Regions from separate parts of the Homo sapiens genome. Here region 1 is linked to region 2. Evidence: chromatin loops called from intact Hi-C (ENCODE). Cell type or tissue: gastrocnemius medialis. All regions are shown on one strand. Links, peaks and the distances in the headings refer to the core of each region. The heading gives the core; the rest is flanking DNA.

Region 1 (10,399 bases), core at 3,316-5,815, 390 kb after region 2:
CCTCTCATCTGAATCATCTCTGGGCTTCTGCGAATGGATTTCTGCCAGTGTTTCTCTAGGGAAGGTGAGATGCAAAGCCTTGAGATGCTGCTGCAGGACTCAGTCCTATGGGTTTGCAGAGGAAGAGGAGCCTGAAAGCTTCCAGTGGGATTGTCTTCTCATGTCTGAGTCAGTGATGAGCTAAGAACTCCTCTTCTTTATACAGCAGCCGTATCTATACATCTCGTGTGAATTCTGGCAATTAGTTATAACAGTTTTTTGCTTAGCGCACTAATTCCCCTTTTCCAGCACTCTTGGGATTAGTAATGATAATAGTAACTATCTATTGGGTTATTACCATGGCTTATCTAATCTTCACAAAAATTCTATGAGGCAGTCACTATTATTAGCCCCATTTCCCAGATGGAAAAACTGAGACTTGGAAGGATAAGTAGCTTGCACAAAGCCATGCAGCCAGAAGGTGACCCAGGTGCATACCCTGACACTCCAGGCTTTACCAACTTACGAAGCCACACTTCCCTTTAATCCTCAAATCACAGAAGTCAGAGCTCCTGTCCCTTGCCCACTCTGTTTGGACTTCCTCAGGAATATTGGTGTGTTCACCCATTGCCTCCTGTGTTCTTCCCACCCTATATATCATCTAGCTCTGGAACAATGCATGTTCAACGTGTTGCCTTTGGTAGGCTCAAGATCAGCTTCCCTCTAGATACTCCTGCTCTCCTTGTACCATCTCTTTCCCAAATGTGGGAGTATCACCCTCCTGCCTTTCCTCTGCTGAAATGAGATTGGGATGTAGAATTTAACACAAGCTGGCTGAAAGGTAGGCTATGGCAGGCAGGATTATCACCCAAGGGGTTTACACTGAATATTATCAATGGCTTCCCTCAGAGTCCACGGGCCCAGTATCCTTCATGGGGACCCTCTGCTGCCTTCCTCTTTTCCTGGATTCCGGCCTGCCTTGCTGGAGTAGAGGCTGAACTGCATGCCCTGTCCCCGCGTGCTACTTGTCACTAAGGCCATGCCAAAGGAGGTGTCCTTCAGTGTGACAGCCAAGGCAAGATCCAGTTGAGTCATATCCCAAGGCTTACAGACAGAAGGCAGTTTCCCTCCCTTAATGCTAAGGTCCACCTTCAAAGTTTTTATTTTCCAGCCCTATGATTAACCCTCCATAAGCATGATTGACAATGGAAAATCAGCTTCCTTCAAGAAAACCCCAGCCCCATCCATGGGAATACAGTCTTGCCCTTTGGCCCTTAAAAGATACCTGAACAGAAAGTTTCAAGTCCAGACATTTCCCAAATTCTAGATTATTTAGTCTTGAAAAACATCTTCTGTGACCTATTAATAGTCTTAGCCAAGCCAAAACCCTTTCTTTTTCATCCTTCCTCCAGCAACCCTGTTGACCAAGCCTGCACAGGCTTTCTGTCATCTTCAGGGTCCCCTCCCAGATCCGTGACCAAATGCTTGAAGAGTAACATAGAAATACCTCCTGAGAACAAGCAGTATGATACCAAGTAAGACAGCCTGATCCAGTCGTTGTGAAAGAGGCATTCCTTTAAAGGAAGTAAATCTGTCTACAGAGTGTAATTCTGTCCACCCCTCTCCACCTCCACCACCCTCATTCATGATAACCTGTTAACATTGTTATGCAGAGAAACTCAGCTCTTTGGAAATCCATTGCCTTTGCTTTGCTTAGTCAGAAGGGTCATTGCTCAAGAGTGAATCCAAGAACCCACCTTCAGCAACAAAGGAAATCACTTGAACCTTTGATTTCATGGCTCTGTTTCAGCTTCAACCCTCCTCATCAGACTATATAAACCCCAGGACCAATGTTTTCTTTTGAGGACCAAATTCAGAATGCCTTGACTTTTTCTTCTGTCAACAGCCTCTGCAAGGAGGAGATTTCCAAAGCAGGTGATTTCAGAGCAACAGTAGCTATCATCGCACCAAGCATCCTTCACACGTTCTATCTTGTTTTCCAGCAAGGAGAATAAAACTCAGTGAGGTTGAGTGGTTTGCCTAATGTTCCAAAGCTAATAACTAGGAGAACCATTATTTGAACCCAATCAGTTTGATTCTGGCTCCAGCCCTCTTAACCGCTTTTCAAGTGGGGAATGAGAGTCTAGCCTGGGAATGAGAAGAATTGCAGACCCATCTCCCCTCTACAGCAGACTGTGGGTACTATGGCATTCTCTTGGTGTGGATTGAGGTCAACATCCCTCCATGGCATATATAGCCAATATTCAGTATTTAGATGACAGAGACACTAAAACCTGATCAGCCTGAACCTGCAAAATCCTTCCCCTGCCTCTACGCTAAACCTGGAGGAGAATGTGGCTCTGTGATGCAGACTCCTCCATCTCCCCACAGTCAAGGAGAGCCAGAGCCAGCGTGTCATCCCTTTGGGATTCCCTTCTTTCCTTCCTTGCTTTTTTTTTTCTCTTCTCTTCTTTTCTTTCCTTTCTTTCTTTCTTTTTTTTTTTTTTTTTTTTTTTTGAGACAGGGTCTCTCTGTCGCCCAGGCTGGAGTGCAGTGGTGTGATAACAGCTCACTGCAGCCTCTACCTCCTGAGCTCAGGTGATCCTTCCACTTAAGCCTCCCAAGTAGCTGTGCCTGCAGGTGTGTGCCACCACACCTGGCTAATTTTTTAATTTTTTGTAGAGATGGGGTTTCGCCATGTTGCCCAGGCTGGTCTCAAACTCCTGAGCTCAAGTGATCCTCCTGCCTCGGTCTCCCAAAGCTCAGGGATTATAGGCTGACATTGTAATTTCTGTTGGTCCCAGCTCATCTCCCCAGCCTGACATCTGCTACAGTTGCTCACTCAGCTCAGTGGGCCCTGACATCACTGCAGGCTCCTTCCCGGGGTTCCATATCAATAAAGTCTTTGATTGGAGGCTACAGGACTAAGTAGAGAGAAGGAATTGGTCAGAGGGAAGAGGTCGAACTGTATGCCAAACTAGTGAAGGTTACCAGCTTAGCTCGGTTCTGTCTATTTTTCTTTCTCATTAGAGTCACTTATTGTGTGCATAGGGCTCTCTCAAGGTTCTCTTTCCCCCTTAGTTTACTGATCATCCTGGTTATTTGTGCTGGATGCTGAGATGGAGTTTGATAACTCTTTGTGGTGTTTCCTAATCCAGGCTCATAAGCCCTGTGTTTAGCAGAGACTCCTTTGCATCTGTGGTATTTGGTTGAGTAAGTGTATGGGCCCCTTTATTTAAATTATTTTACACAAGAGGTAGCTTTAAATGAATTCAGGTCTTGGATGAATTCTCAGAGCACCAAATATCATTGCAAATGTGATTACTGAACCATTGTTGATAATGTTTTTGAGGTCATAGAGAACTAGAGACGGGCCACAAAACAGAAGATTGACAAATGTTGAATATTTTTCACATAGGCGAGGTGGATAGCATGTGGAAATTGCAAACTGATAAGTGTGACATCTCTTACCAATAAGATACCAGGATGGACCACTGAGTAGACAGTTTCTGCACACTAAATCACCATGCATAAACATGGGTTCTCAAGAAATAGCTCATGCCAAATGACCTAGTCTGTTTATACTTGCTTATTTGAATCAAGGATCAGGAAGTACTATAGGCATGGCTCTTCCTGACTGCAGTGAGATATTTGAAGAAGTTTCTTTTGAAATCTTAGTAGATAAGATGGAGAAATGTGAGTTGGCTACTGGTTAATTAGGCGGATTTGTAACTGGCTGAACAACTATACCTAAAGAATATTGATAAAATATTTTTTAATCAACAACTCACACAAAAGTATTTATGACATGCTTATCATCATTTACAAATGATGCCAAACTGCAAGGGATAGCTAATAATTTGGATGACAAAATTAGGATTCTAAAGTATTTTGCCAGACTGGAACTTGGATTAAAGCTAACAACAACAAAGTGAATGGAGATAGTGTGGAGATTTTCCCTTCAGGTGTAAAAAAAGAAATTGTATAAGCACAGGAAGGGTAGACATGAGTTAGCAGTAATTCCTTGCATTAGTTGGGGATGCCTTTGGCTGCAAGTAACAAAAATACCTGATTCAAGATGGATAAGGCAATTTATCATCTCCTATAACAAGGAGACAGGCAAAGCAGCTGTGGGTGTGAAAGCTTTACTTCTCTGAGATACTCTAGGCTAGCAGTTGTCAACCAGGGCAGTTTTGCCCCCAGGAAACATTTGACTATACCTAGGAACATTTTTTGGTTGTCACAACTGGTAAGGTGGGAGTATGCTATGGCCTTTAGTGGACAGAGATGTCATGGATGCTGCTGAACATCCTACAATGTGCAGGATAGCTCCCACAACAAATAATTACATGGCCCAAAATGTCAGTAGTTCAAGACTCAGAAGCCCTGATTTTTTACAGTAATCCAGATCTACTGTCTGGAGCCTTCCCTGAAGTCACATGGGGGAAGGGTGGATAGCTGAGCAAAATTGGGATTTTTTAGGAAGGAAGAAAGGAGGGATGGATGTTGGAGAGTCCGCCATAAAGATACTACATTCATATCAAAAATATTTTTTAATTGATTATGAGCCAGGGTCACTGCCAGCCCAGAAAAGATCTTTGTGTGATTTAGAACTAAGGCACCCCCCTTCCTCAGAAACTTTACTGCCATCTGCTGGAAAAACTACTGAAGGAAATATGTAAATCTACAATAGGTTGTAAATAGAGCCCCCTAGAGTTGTGCCACACATAACCTCACGATAATTTACAGCATGCATCCCTTCTGTGAGTCTAACATGATCCAGCTATATAAAATGGCTGTCAAAGAAGTAGCTTAGGACTTTACAAACAGGAACCATGTGTCCCAAGTAAGGAAGGTCAAAATCTCACCATATCCTACATTGGTCACACCACAGCTGGAATTCTTGGTAAATTCTTGGTTTCATAGTTGAAGAATTTTTTTTTTAAGTGACCAAAGAAAGTTGGACTGGAGGAAGAAGTATCAAGGAGTCATAATATATGAGAAGTGTGTGTGGAGAAAGGAAGGAACTGGAGATGTAGAGCTGGTGAAGAAACACTAAAAGTCAACTGGAGCGTTATCTCCAAGTATCTGAAGGGTTTTAAGGGGATAAGGACCAGACTGAATCTGTGTTTCTCCAAAGGGCAAAACTGGGTCCAATGAGTGAAATCATAGACTCATGAGATATGGCTGGAAGTGACCTTGGTGGTCAACGAATCAAACCCATTTTTCAAACATCCCTCCTACAGTACTTCCACAGCAGCTACCCTGCCAGCACACCTTCAGTGTGATCTTTAGGTGATGCTAAAGTGTTTTACGTTACATTGAACTCTGCCTCCTCTGGCTCTCATCCATCATTCCCTGTCTCCTTAGCTGCTCTCTTGTGACAAGTAGGTTTCAGAGACAGATTTGCTCTACATAACAAAGGAAGTTTCACAACCAGGGTTTCCATCCAGTGGCTTCAAGTAGAAGATGGACTACCATTGGTCAGGGATCAGATCCCTCGTCTATCAAATGAAAGAGTTAAACCTAGAAGATTCTAAGTTATTTCCTGCTATCCAAGTGGATTATGGTCTCTGGGCTACAAAAGTAAGAGTTTGATGTTGCTGCCAAGTTTTTCTTCTCATTTCCTCATCCTCCCTGTACACGTTTGCACGATTTGGCACTTGATTTTACCATAATTAATTTAATCAGCCCCCAACTCATGAACCTTTAGAGTGTTTCCAATTTTTCATTATTACAAACCATACTGCAATAAACATTCTTATATATTACTTTGGGGCACTTGTGTAAATATTTTTATAGGTTAAGTTCCCAGGAATGGAATTGTTGAGTAAAAGGGATAGACATTTTGAACTTAATCTGCCTTAATGATTTGCATTAATTTACCCACACCAATACTGGACAATTGCACTTAATCATTTCTGTCAGACTGAAAAATCTGTATTTGATTTTTTACTTCTTTGATTATTAGAGAAGTTAAGCATTGATTTCTATGAATTGCTCCTCTTCATAATCCTTGTCCATTTTTGTATGAGTTATCAATATTTTGTAAAAGTTATTTATATATTGTGGATATTAATGACTTGTTCAGGTGTATTTATATTCAAATATTATTTCTAGTTTTGAATATGTCTTCTTAGATCTATTTAGATATTTTGCTAGAGAGAAGATTTTAATAAAATCTGACAATGTTTTATGTTATATATTTTAGGCTTTAAGTTATGCTTAAAAAGATGGAAATATTATGCAAATATTCTCCAATACTTTTATGGTAAGATGTTTCATGTTTCATATTTAATTACTTAGTCTGAATTTTTAAAATGCAGTGTCAATTTATTATGTACATTTTTTAAATGAATATCCAAATATTCTGATCCTATTTATTTAAAAAAATACCCTCTTCTATTATGATTGCCACTTATTTACATATTTACTTCCCATTTGTACATATGTGTATCTATTACACTTCCAATTCTCTTTCATTCAACAACTTACCTTTTTCTGTACTTGTATCGTACAATTTTTAATACTGTGGCTTTATGGTGCTTTTTGATTGCTCGTAGAATAAATTCCCTCCTAATTTTCTTCTTTTACAAAAAAATAGAATTGTTTTTCCTTGGAATTCAATTAAATTAATGGAGCAATTTGGGAATAATTGATATTGTTATAGAATTAAATCTACCCATCCAAGAACTTGTGTCTCTTCACTTACTAACTCAAATATTCTCCTATATCTTTGAAGAAAATTATTTAATTTTTATGTATGCCTTATACATTTCTTTTTAAATATGTGACTAATTATTTTGTAGTTAAGCATGCTCTTTGAAGAATTTTATTAAAATTTTCTAACAGGTTTTTGTTGCTATGTAGGAAGCCTATGGATTTTCATTTTTTAATATAAATTTAATCTAGATGCTTCACAGAACTCAGTTTACATACTTGATGGCTGATTCTCTTGGATATGTCATCTATTCACATTATCCACAATCATGACGATTTTTCCTTTTTAATTTACTACATGTGGTTCTTTACTTGGCTTTTTCATTATTTTGGCTAGAACCTCCAGAACAATGATAAATAATAGCCGTGATGGTGAGCATCTTTGTCTTATTCTTGATTTTGGTGGTGTTTCTAGTGTTTAATCATTAAGGATGATGTTCAATGATTTTATGATACTTTTTTTTTTTTTTTGAGATGGAGTCTTGCTGTCGCCCAGGTTGGAGTGCAGTGGCGCGATCTTGGCTCACTGGATTTTATGATACTTTTGTCTATTTAGTAAACTCTCCTTATTCTCATGACTTGCTAGGAGAATATAACAAGGACAAAATTTGAATTTTGCCAAATAAGATTTTGGCATCTATTGAAATTTTGGCATCATTTTTTTTCTTTAGCTATTAATATAAATGTATGGATATCTACTACTGAACCAGACTTGAACTTCTGAAATGCTTAGTCATGATATTTTATCTTTTAATACATTGTTTCACTGAAATTTTCAATAATTTATTTAGGATTTTTACACTTCCATAAATTGGTCTATATGTTGGCACCATCTCTGTCAGATTTTAGTATCAGAGCTAAATTAGTCTCATAAAATTGCTCAGGAAGGACTTCATCTCTAAGTATAGATAAGAAATATTTGCCCTATGGAGATGTGATAGATCTCACTTATAAAACCATCTACCCTGAGGTATTCGGGGTGTTAAGTATTTTATTACCTTTGCCCTTTCTTCTGTGATTATTGGTCTTTTAGATCTTCTGCCTTTTCTTGAACCATTTTTGCGATTTATACTTACATTAGTGGTCATTTCATCTAGAATTTCAAATTTACTAAAATAAATATGTATGTGATATTAAATTTTTAAAAATTCCCTCTACATAAGTAGTTGTATCTTGATATGGCTTGGCTGTTTTCCTACCCAAGTCTCATCTTGAATTGTAGCTCCCACAATTCCCACATGTTGTGGGAGGGACCTGGTGAGAGATAATTGAATCATGGGGGCAGTTTCCCCCATACTGTTTTCGTGGTAGTGAGTAAGTCTCGTAAGATCTGATGGTTTTATAAAGGATTTCCCCTTTCACTTGATTCTCATTGTCTCTTGCCTGCTGCTATGTAAAACATGCCCTTCACCTTCCACCATGATCCCACGTGGACTGTGAGTTTATTAAACTTCTCTTCTTTATAAGTTACCCAGTCTCAGGAGTGTCTTTATCAGCAGCATGAAAATGGACTAATACATATCTACTTTCTTACTGAAGAAATTATGTATTTGCATTCTTTTTTACTCCTTTTTTTGCCAGTCTTAAAAAAGTATCTATTTTTTAATAATCTTTTCAAAAGAATTTCACAAGTAGAAAAATCACATCTATTTTGTTCATCTCAGCATCCTCAGTGACCTTGTGCAGTACCTAGACATAGGCACATAATAAATATTTATTGTCAAGGTAAATCAATAGAAACTTGTTTTGGTTTTCTGTATCAATCCTATTTTTCTCTGTCTACTGCTTCATTTTTTTCATCTACTTTATTTTGATGTTTTGTTGTTTCTCTTCTAGTTTCAGGAATAAAACTCTCAGCCAGTTCTTTTCAAACTTTTATTTATAATAAAATAATTAAACAATGAATTCTACTCTGAGGGTAGCTTTGGTTTCACCCTATAGACCTTCATATATCTTGTTTTTTATTATTAATTTTTAAGTAGATAGCAATTTTTTAAATGGTTATCAATGATTTTAGTTTTAGAAAACCATTTATTTTTGTTTATTATTCCTAGTTTTATTGCACTATAACGGTTTTGGAAATATCTTGAGCTTCTGTTTATATAGTTGTACATGGTCGATTTTTGTAAAGAATTTACAGGTATTCAAAAAGGATTTTTTTTCTATGTATTCGGTATGAAGATAGGAGAATACACAAGAAGAAGCAGGTTTGGGAGAAGATAATGTGTCCAGTCTTAACTTACTGCTTTCAAGTTGCCTGCAAAAATGACAAAGTGTTGGTGTCAGTACGTGGGGCCAACAGATGGGTCTGGGGCTCAAGAAAAAGATGCACCTGGGAGTCATTGCTGTGTGTGGTAGTTAAGGCCAACATGCATGAGATTATCCCAAGAACGTGTAGAGTGAGAAAGGCTGGCTGCATGGGCAGTTGACCACACAGGACCCGTGCTCAGAGGGCATATGCTTGGTTTAATGCTTTGCTGTCGCCATCTTGAATTTCTTAATAATTGTTGAACCATGGACCCACATTTTCATTTTGCACTGAGCCCTGCTAATTATGTAGCAGTTTCTGAGTGTGAAAAGGACAAAGACAAACTGAAGCACCAAGCTCAAAGGGGTGGGCAGTGCAAGAGAAGCCGGGGAGATTTTGATGGAGCCCTGTGCCAGGTTGGAGGAGATGTTGGAGAGTTGGTTCATAGGAGTGACAGAGGCCAGGGTCTCACAAGGGCCATGTTATGCAGAAGAGTTGTGGATGAAGAGGTGTGGAAAGCAGCCAGTTTGCACTGTTTGAGGTGTGAAAAGGACAGGGACCTGTAGGCAACAAGAGTGGACAAAACAGACTTCTAGTTTGGTGACACAGTATGGAGAAAGATTCAGATTCTGACCTCTTCTTCCACCTTCTACTGCCACTATTGTAGTTCATACCCCCACGGGCTCCTGTCTGCACTACTATAGCAGCCTCCTGACTCCTCCCTGCTTCGTCCTTGCCCCCAGTGGTCACGATGATTGTGCTGAAACTTCAGTCAGATCACATTACGCCTCTGGCCAAACCCACCAAAGGCTTCTCATCTCAGAACATCAAGTCTTTCCTGTGGCCTCCGAGGCCCTACTGGGTCCAGTCCCCACCCTCCGTTGCCTGCTACGCTCCCCTTCACTCACATGGCTCCAGCCACACTGGCCTCCTTGGCTTCTTCCTGCACTCTTAACCTGCCTCATAGCTTTACCTGGAATGTCCTTCCACCATTCACTCCTTGACCAACTCCCTGTCTTCCCTGGGCTCTGCTCAAATATAGCCTCTCTGGGAGCTCCTCCCTGGCTGGCCTGTCCATGCCTGCTCCTCCTTACTGTATTTTCATCACATCGCTCAACACCACCTATCTTACTGTGTAGTTACTGGCTTGCTTTTTGTCTTCTCACCCCTGGGAGAGTGGACTATTGGCTTTGCTCACAGTTTGTCTGTTTGGATGCTCTTGTAGAAGGACAGTGGCCCAGGAGGAGATCAGCAGCTATGTGGACCCTATTTCCCAAGCCAAAAACTATGATATGTTGTCTAGTAATGACATAGAATATGTATTTATTTATCTGTTTGTGTATACACCTCTTTGTTTCACAAAAGGATTTAAGGCAGTTTACAAAGATGCATAAAATTCAGCAGGACGACATAAATTAGAAGCAGGTGAGAAAGAAAAAAAATGTAAAAGCA
Region 2 (7,003 bases), core at 72-2,571:
AGAGTCAGGATGTGGGATCCACAGGCCCCGCACCCCTTACCTCACTTCCTTTTGCTCCCAGACCGAGGTGGGGTCCGCCAAGTGAGCTCGCTGTAATTGCGCCTGACAGGCGGCCTCCTGCTTCTGGCTGCAGTTGCAAAAGACTGCCGATTTGGAAAGGGAGGTGGAGTCCTGTCCAGGGAAGCAGCACGGAGCCCTCTCTGTTGATTGAGTGCACTTTGTGGCCAAAACCCACAGCCTGCTCTGAAGAAGACCCAGCCCAGGGATGAGTTATTAAAAAAAAAGTTAAAATCCTTAATAACTGGATTCGTAATATGTAACAGTGAAGGCTCAGATTCCGAGGGCAGGGATCTGGCTGCAGTCTCGTCAGAAAGCAAATCAAAACTGCAGCTCATGGGCCAGAGCCCGAAGAGCACCGAGTGCCCCCTGCAGGGCCAAGCAGGCTGCAGGCTGAGGGTGGGTGTGGGTCAGCAGGGCCAGGGGAGAGCAAGTCCTAGGAGTGTGCTAGGCACAGGGCTGGGCCAGGCCAGCAGGTTCAAAGGGTCCAAGGAGGACCTATCCCAGTGGGATGAATGATCTGCTGGTCCAGGGACCAGCCCCAGAAGATGACCTTGTGACCTCCCTCAGTCCCAGGGGATAGCCCTGGGACCCCTAGCTCAGCCCATGTCCTTCTCACTTGAAGGCTAAGCCTGATGCCAAGATGCTGAGTCCTCTTCGCTTTAAGAAGCCCCAGGGCTGGGTGGTCCTTCTGTTGCCACTGGTCCTCCTGTAAGTAGGACCGCAGCAGGGTGTTTCTGTCTTCTTTGCTGTGACCAAGCTCCTGCCTTGTATCTCCCATCTGGCTGCTCCCAGGCTCCTGGCCCGATCCCTGTGAAGAGTGCTCAAGCCTTTCTGGAGGGCTGGGAGCCTCCTCCTGAGCCCCTGGCCATGGGAGCCCATGAGAGTCAGGGGGCAGTGAGGGAAGATGGGTGTGTTGGGGAGCTGTCTGGCTGCAGGAGGTGTGGGTTTGAGAGACTAGCTAGGAGGCTCTTGAGCCAGTTGAGATAGGGGCCTGGACTGGAGACAGGCCAGTAGGAACGGATGGGGCAAGTGACTCTGAAGGATGGTTTAAGGATATCCTCTCTTGTGGGAAGTGCCTTTCAGCTAGCGCAGCCAGGTGCAGAGATTTCCAAGCCACAGTGCCTGTGAATGAGATGAAATACTGTCTGCCCTTGTCGAAGGCTCCCAGAGCAGGACAGTGAGGGTAACTTCCTGGAAGAGGTGCCACTGAGCTAGCTTTTGAAGTTGGGATTGGTAGAAAATGTGGGGAGGTGGCCCAGGCAGCAGTGTCTTGGGCTGGGGGCATGTCACCTCCTGGATGTGGCCTGTTGGACAACAAACTTCCCCTCTCCCAGGCTTTATGCCCATCTGGGACACCTCTCTCTGCAGCTCTTGGTCAGGAAGTGAGGCTGTTGCATGGTGTGTCTGAGGCTTTGATGATGTCCGGGAGATCTGGGTCCTCGCAGACAGAGCAGATGGAGGGAAGGGTTTCCTTTTCGCTCTCCGGTCTGCATTTTCTTTGTCTTTCCCTCTCTTCCTGAGTCTCTTCCCACTCTCCTTTCGTGTTTCACTCTTCCTGTTTGCTCCTTGGCCCCAGCTTCCTCCTTCTCCCCGCCTCTTCTGAGCCCTCTGTCTGGTTTCTTTTCCTTTTTGTCTGGAGAACAAAGGCAGTCCTTGCTGCCAAGGGGAATGAGTTCAAAGAAACTGCAATTTTAGATTTCCTGAGAACTGGAGAATGTGTGCATGCACGTGTGAGCATGTGCGAGTGTGTACACTCTCGAGGGCACACACATGCACGCACACACAGCAGCTGAGGTGATCGTGGGTCCCTGAATGCCCAGGGCCCCCTAGGATACAGAACATGTGTAGAAGAAGACCCATGGGGCTTGTGATCCTGACCATTTCGGGGAGGTGGGGAGGGGAGGGGGTGTGGTTTAGAGAATTACCCTTGCTTCTGCTGCTGCTCTCCTGCTGGGGCAGGGGATGCCCTGGTGGGAGGGATCGTATGCTTTGTGGCTGATTTTACTGCCAGTTCAGGGGTGGGGGCCACCAGATACCACTCCATCCACCCATCCAGGCTGCAGGGTATATGGCTTTTACTCTAAGATGTACCCGGGGTACTCTCCTGTACCCCCAAGTCCACTGGAAGGAAAAATTTGGTGTTTTGCAATCAGGAAAATAAAGCCAGTGGTCCCCCATCCCCCATTCCTCCCCCAAGGCCTTAATTTAAAACACTGTTTTTCCTGGGAAGTGTAATTAGAGCAACATATTGTTCCTAACGAGCTGGGTGGGGCAGGCAGACAATGGAGCCCTCCCAGCCTGCCTGGCTGCCCCCTGCCTGGAGCTCCCCGAGGAACCAGGATGTGACTGCAGCGTCTTCTGTCCTCTGCTGGGTGAGGTGAGGGTCCATAGGCTACTGATGACCCGGCTGATGCAGGAGGCTTGCCAACACTTCCCTTGCCCTGGGAGCGACTCCTGTCTAACATGGTGGCCCCTAGACTGGGCTGGGGGTGCCCCTTTCATGGCTCAGGGCCTTGGTTCTTCGTGGTAAACTGGCCAGCGGGACTGATAGACTGAAGTGGGCTTGAGGATGGCTTCAGCTCTGGTAGGGGAGAGAGCTTCACTTGTTCTTGGGGTCTTCTTGGTCTGGGCTGGCTTGATCAACACTCTGCACACCTGTAGAACCCATCTCTGCAGCCGCCCCTGGTCTGCCCTGCATTTGAAGGGAGCAAGACGGGAGCTGGTCAAATGTGGCTTCCTCTGATTAGGCTTATCAGAGTCCTCCATCAACCCTAGGACAGTGAATCAGGATGTTCTGGTGGCACTTTCAGTCTACACCCCATCTGCCCAGCAGTGCTGAGAGGCTTCCCAGTTGCAGTGAGGGTCGCAGCACCCTCACTGAGAATTACTGTCCTGGAGAGGGGGTGCTGTGCCCCTCAAGTGGGCTGGACCAGAAAAAAAGTTGAAAACCAGGCTCAAGAGCTGGCAGAGACCTCAGGACTCCTGCCTGGGAGATGATCAGAGATCCCTTAGGACCATAGGAATGGGGTATGTGGGGAAAGGGTCATGTAGACGGGGTTAAGAGAGTCAGAGTCAGGTTATAAGACGTTTCTGGAGCGTCTTGGGGAGATTTTCTAGAGACCTTGAATTAGGCCCTAAAAATGGGTTAGATTCAGTTGGCAGTAAAGAAAGCCCATTGAACCAGAGGGAGTAATGAGCAGGCCTGGGGAGGACCCAGGGTCAGGCTAGAGCAGGCACGGGTGCTAGGAAGGAGGACAGTGCGTGTTGGATTCATTCCTTTATCCTCCCATCCACCCACTCTTCTGTCTTCACCCTCCCTCTTCCCCTTCAGTTATCCATTCATAATCATTTATTTGTTGGACGGGGGAATTCAGCTATGGTCCCTGTGTACAGAATTGCTGGTTTAACCAAGGACACAATCAAATGAACACGTGGAGATAGCATGGGTGATGGATTGATGTGTCTTTCTATGGGAATAAGTGTAAGTTGCTATGGGAGCTACGGGGGTACTTAAGCTTGGGGCACCAGGAAAGATTTAAATGGACACCTGCTGTCTGAATAGGAAGTACAGGAGGAGTAGGGGTAGAAGTGCATTTCAGACAGAGGGACCACTGAGCTCCAAGCCTCAAAGCTAAAAGAGCATGGTGCCTCCTGCAACCTGCTAGCATTCAGAAGGGCAGGGGTTGCGTGTGTCCCAGGAGGTGGTTCATCACTACTTGGGGTCATCAAGGGGAAATTTATCTCATGAGAGACATGCCCAGAGAAGGCAGCAGGAGCTGGAAGATTAGAGGTCTTGTGGAGGCTACTTTGAAGAGTCTGCACTTCATCCTGAGCAGATGGGAAGACATTGGAGGACTTGAAACAAAGAGTGACATTATTAGAAAGCCTGCCTTGGCTGCAGATTGTAGAACGCGTGGGCTGTTGGGAGAGGGTGTCAAAACCAAGTGAAAGGGGGATGCTGGTGAATCCAGGCAAGAGAGGGTAGTGGCTTGCACTGAGCAAAGGAGATGGGTGGGCGGGCGTGAGAGATGTTCAGGAGACAGGATTACCAGTGTTTGGTGATCAGTCAGGCAGGGCGATGAGGGGCAGGAGGAGCCAAGGGTGGCGTGGGAGCTTTTGGCTTGGTTGTCTAGATGGTGGGGTCAGACTTGAAGAGAGCAGGTTCTGAGGGGGAAGATGAAGAATCCAGTTTTGGACAAGTTCAGTGTGAGAGGCCAGTAGGACACATTAATGAACTAAGCAGTAAGATATTGGGGCTTAGCAGAGATGTTTGGGAGCAGAAAGTCTAGGAGAGGGCTAAGGAGCAGATCAGGGCTTGGTGGAGGAAGATGGGAAGGCTGCAGAGGAGGCTCAGCAAACAGGGTGAGGGCCAGCAGTGTGGATCCAGAGAGACTGTTTGGGAAGGAGATGAGGTTAGCTGGCCAGATGCTGCTGAGGGGGTGAGAGAGAGAAGAGCCCACGAGTGTCCTTCGGGTAGGGGACTCTGGAGACAAATTTCCGGGGAGGGGTGCTGAGGGCAGAAGCAGGGTGCACTGGGAAGCAGGTGGTGTGGACATGAGGGAGGAGAGGTAGTGGATGGAGACAGGATTAGAGAGAGGAGAGGAGGGAGCCTGCAGAGAGGAGGGCGCGGGTGGATTTGGGAGATGGGGATGTCTTTAAATTGGGAAGGAGCAGATCCAGGAGATAGTGTGAAAAATTGGGGAGGAGCATTTGGACGCATGGTCAGAGGGGGAGCCACAGAGGCAGGCAACCCTGGGAGGTGGCAGGAAATGGCAGGGAAGAAGCATGTCCTGGGACCCCTGGGGACAGCACGGTGGACAGAGATGGCCTTGGGATGCATGCTGTGGCCTCATGCTGAGGAAGCTGCCTGGACACACCTCTAACCACTGTCTCTGCCTGTCTCTTCCTTCTGCCTCCGCTGGGCCCGACGCTCCGCAGCTGTGTGCTCCTGCCTTCTTCCTCCAGGGCCTTCTCCAAACGGTATTGGAGCTTAACCTTCTCCAGGTTCTTGTTCCCCTGTCCTCAGCAAGCAGGCTCCTGAAGATGCGGAGCCTGGTCCCCAGCCTTTAGAGAGGAATGTCATCACCACGGAGCTCGAGGGAGCCCCGAGGGACAGACCGAGGAAATGAGGGATAAAGTGGATACTGCCCAGCGTTTGGGGGCCTAGAGAGGAAATATTCTGGGAGGAATGTATTCATGAGTTTTCCTTAGTGATTTTAAGAGAACAAGTGTATGAGAAAGATTGGTCTTTCTGCCACTCCACTCAGGGGATCCTGGGGCTGTTCCCTCCCTGATGGTTTTTTTTTTTGGCCCCTCTTTGTCTTGGGTTTTTGGCTCTGGGTCCATATTGGGTTGGGCATAGCCATAAGGGGCCATGAACAGACCACAAGCAGGCATTCAAGTGCAACCCTGTCTTTAAAGAGGACACCCTGCTGTGCTGCCACCTGCAGCTGGTGGCCTTGGAGTGCCCAGGGAGGACATCAAACTGGGGGTCCCCATAGCAGCCAGGTCACTGCAGAAGCTGTGTAGGCCCTGCCTCCATCCTCCAAGGGCACCTTTCATGTGGACTGTGACATGCATAGCAGCCCCTGGAGCTGTGCACTGCAGCAGCCCTGTCCATCACCCCTGCTTATCAGACGGTCAGGAATGCAGGTGCTTCCTGCATCATGTCACCTGCATTGTGGGTCTGGAGGAAAATGATAAGTTTTTTTGCTTTATGCCCTGGTGACTTAGAGATAGTAATAAAGCCAGTGTTGCTCTGAAAGATGCTTCTAATGGCTCAGCTCTCTTGAAGTCACCCTGGGGAGATCAACACCAACACCAATGGCAAAAACAATGGTACTAACAACAATTCTAGTAATAGTTACAGTCACAGCCATTTACTAAGCGCCTCCTGTGTGCCAGGCGCTCTTCAGATGTGTTCTCTCATTTAATTCTCGGAGCAGCTTATCTCAGATCTTCATCTGAGAATACTGAGTCACTGAAGTTGAGTAATCTGTCCAAGGCCTAATGGCGAGGAGGTGGCAGAGCTGGAACTAGAGTTGAGGTCTGATTCTAGGACTAAGCTTCCAACTGCTGTAGGTTGGGGGAAACATGGTGTCATCAGGGTGTCGCTGCACAGGAGTGTGGCTTGGGTTGGCTGTGAAGTGATTCATGGAGGTGGGGGGAAGCTGATATCTTTCTCTGCTTTGACTGCTCCCACCATCTATGGCAGAGCGTCTGTATGGATGTACCATCCTCGCAGAAGGAACCCAACAGAAGTCACTTGGAGAATGAATCCAATGATTTCATTGTTTAATAAATGAGATTACATGAGGCAAGCTCTGTAAAGTGTCTATCACAGTCCTTTTAATTATAGTTAACATTTCCGGAGTGTCAGGCCCTCCATGTATGGATGTGCAGGTTGGGCACTGCACAAGGACACTGTGTCTAAGGGGCTGCATTTCTAGCACAGACACCATATACTTGTATTTATTATAACAATTTCCCAATAGGTGGCAGTAAAGTGTCTTGTTCTAATAAACTCAGAAAATATGACAACTTTCTGACATGGAAGTAAAGAGTCTTAAGCACATTTTTCTCTAATTGTCACAAAGACACCACATGGGCTAATAGTCCTGTTGAAGGTTTACATGAAGCTCTAAAGGTTATACAGGTATTAACTTCCTCAACCCTCACCCTAACCTTTAGAGGTTGACAACTTTTGCTAACCATTTTATAGATGAAAACATTCAGCTATAGGAGGTGAAATAATTTATTTAACGTCATACATAGTGGAGTTAGGACTCACACCTGTGTTCCTAACTGCTGTTATTGGTGGTTAACTATCTAAGGCAGTACCTGCCTCCCTTGCCCCACCTTGCTTCCTCATGTAGTTCTTTGTGATCATTGAGGATTCCTGCCCAACTCTTTCTGGCAAACTCTTAGTAGGCCAGAATTGACA

The links. Peaks named below come from ENCODE experiments on the same cell type or tissue, not always from the same donor. Only the 100,000 strongest peaks of a DNase experiment are listed, where the experiment ranks them.
Region 1: a loop joins it to region 2, with 2.5 times the contacts of the local background. A loop is called at or near these places in 7 of 110 quality-filtered maps.

What each region holds. Positions count from the first base shown.
Region 1 is chr2:71,990,611-72,001,009 of GRCh38, forward strand. No RefSeq gene overlaps it. Among named protein-coding and RNA genes, the nearest start is that of CYP26B1, 150 kb to the right of the region's middle. In gastrocnemius medialis, for the core only: a CTCF peak has its summit at 4,646 (motif pointing left); no DNase peak of the experiment used is centred there.
Region 2 is chr2:71,603,578-71,610,580 of GRCh38, forward strand. All of the region lies in intron 36 of DYSF (dysferlin), which reads left to right. Among named protein-coding and RNA genes, the nearest start is that of DYSF, 140 kb to the left of the region's middle. RefSeq lists an enhancer at 1-323 and a silencer at 222-516. In gastrocnemius medialis, for the core only: no CTCF peak of the experiment used is centred there; no DNase peak of the experiment used is centred there; H3K27ac peaks cover 2,348 bases.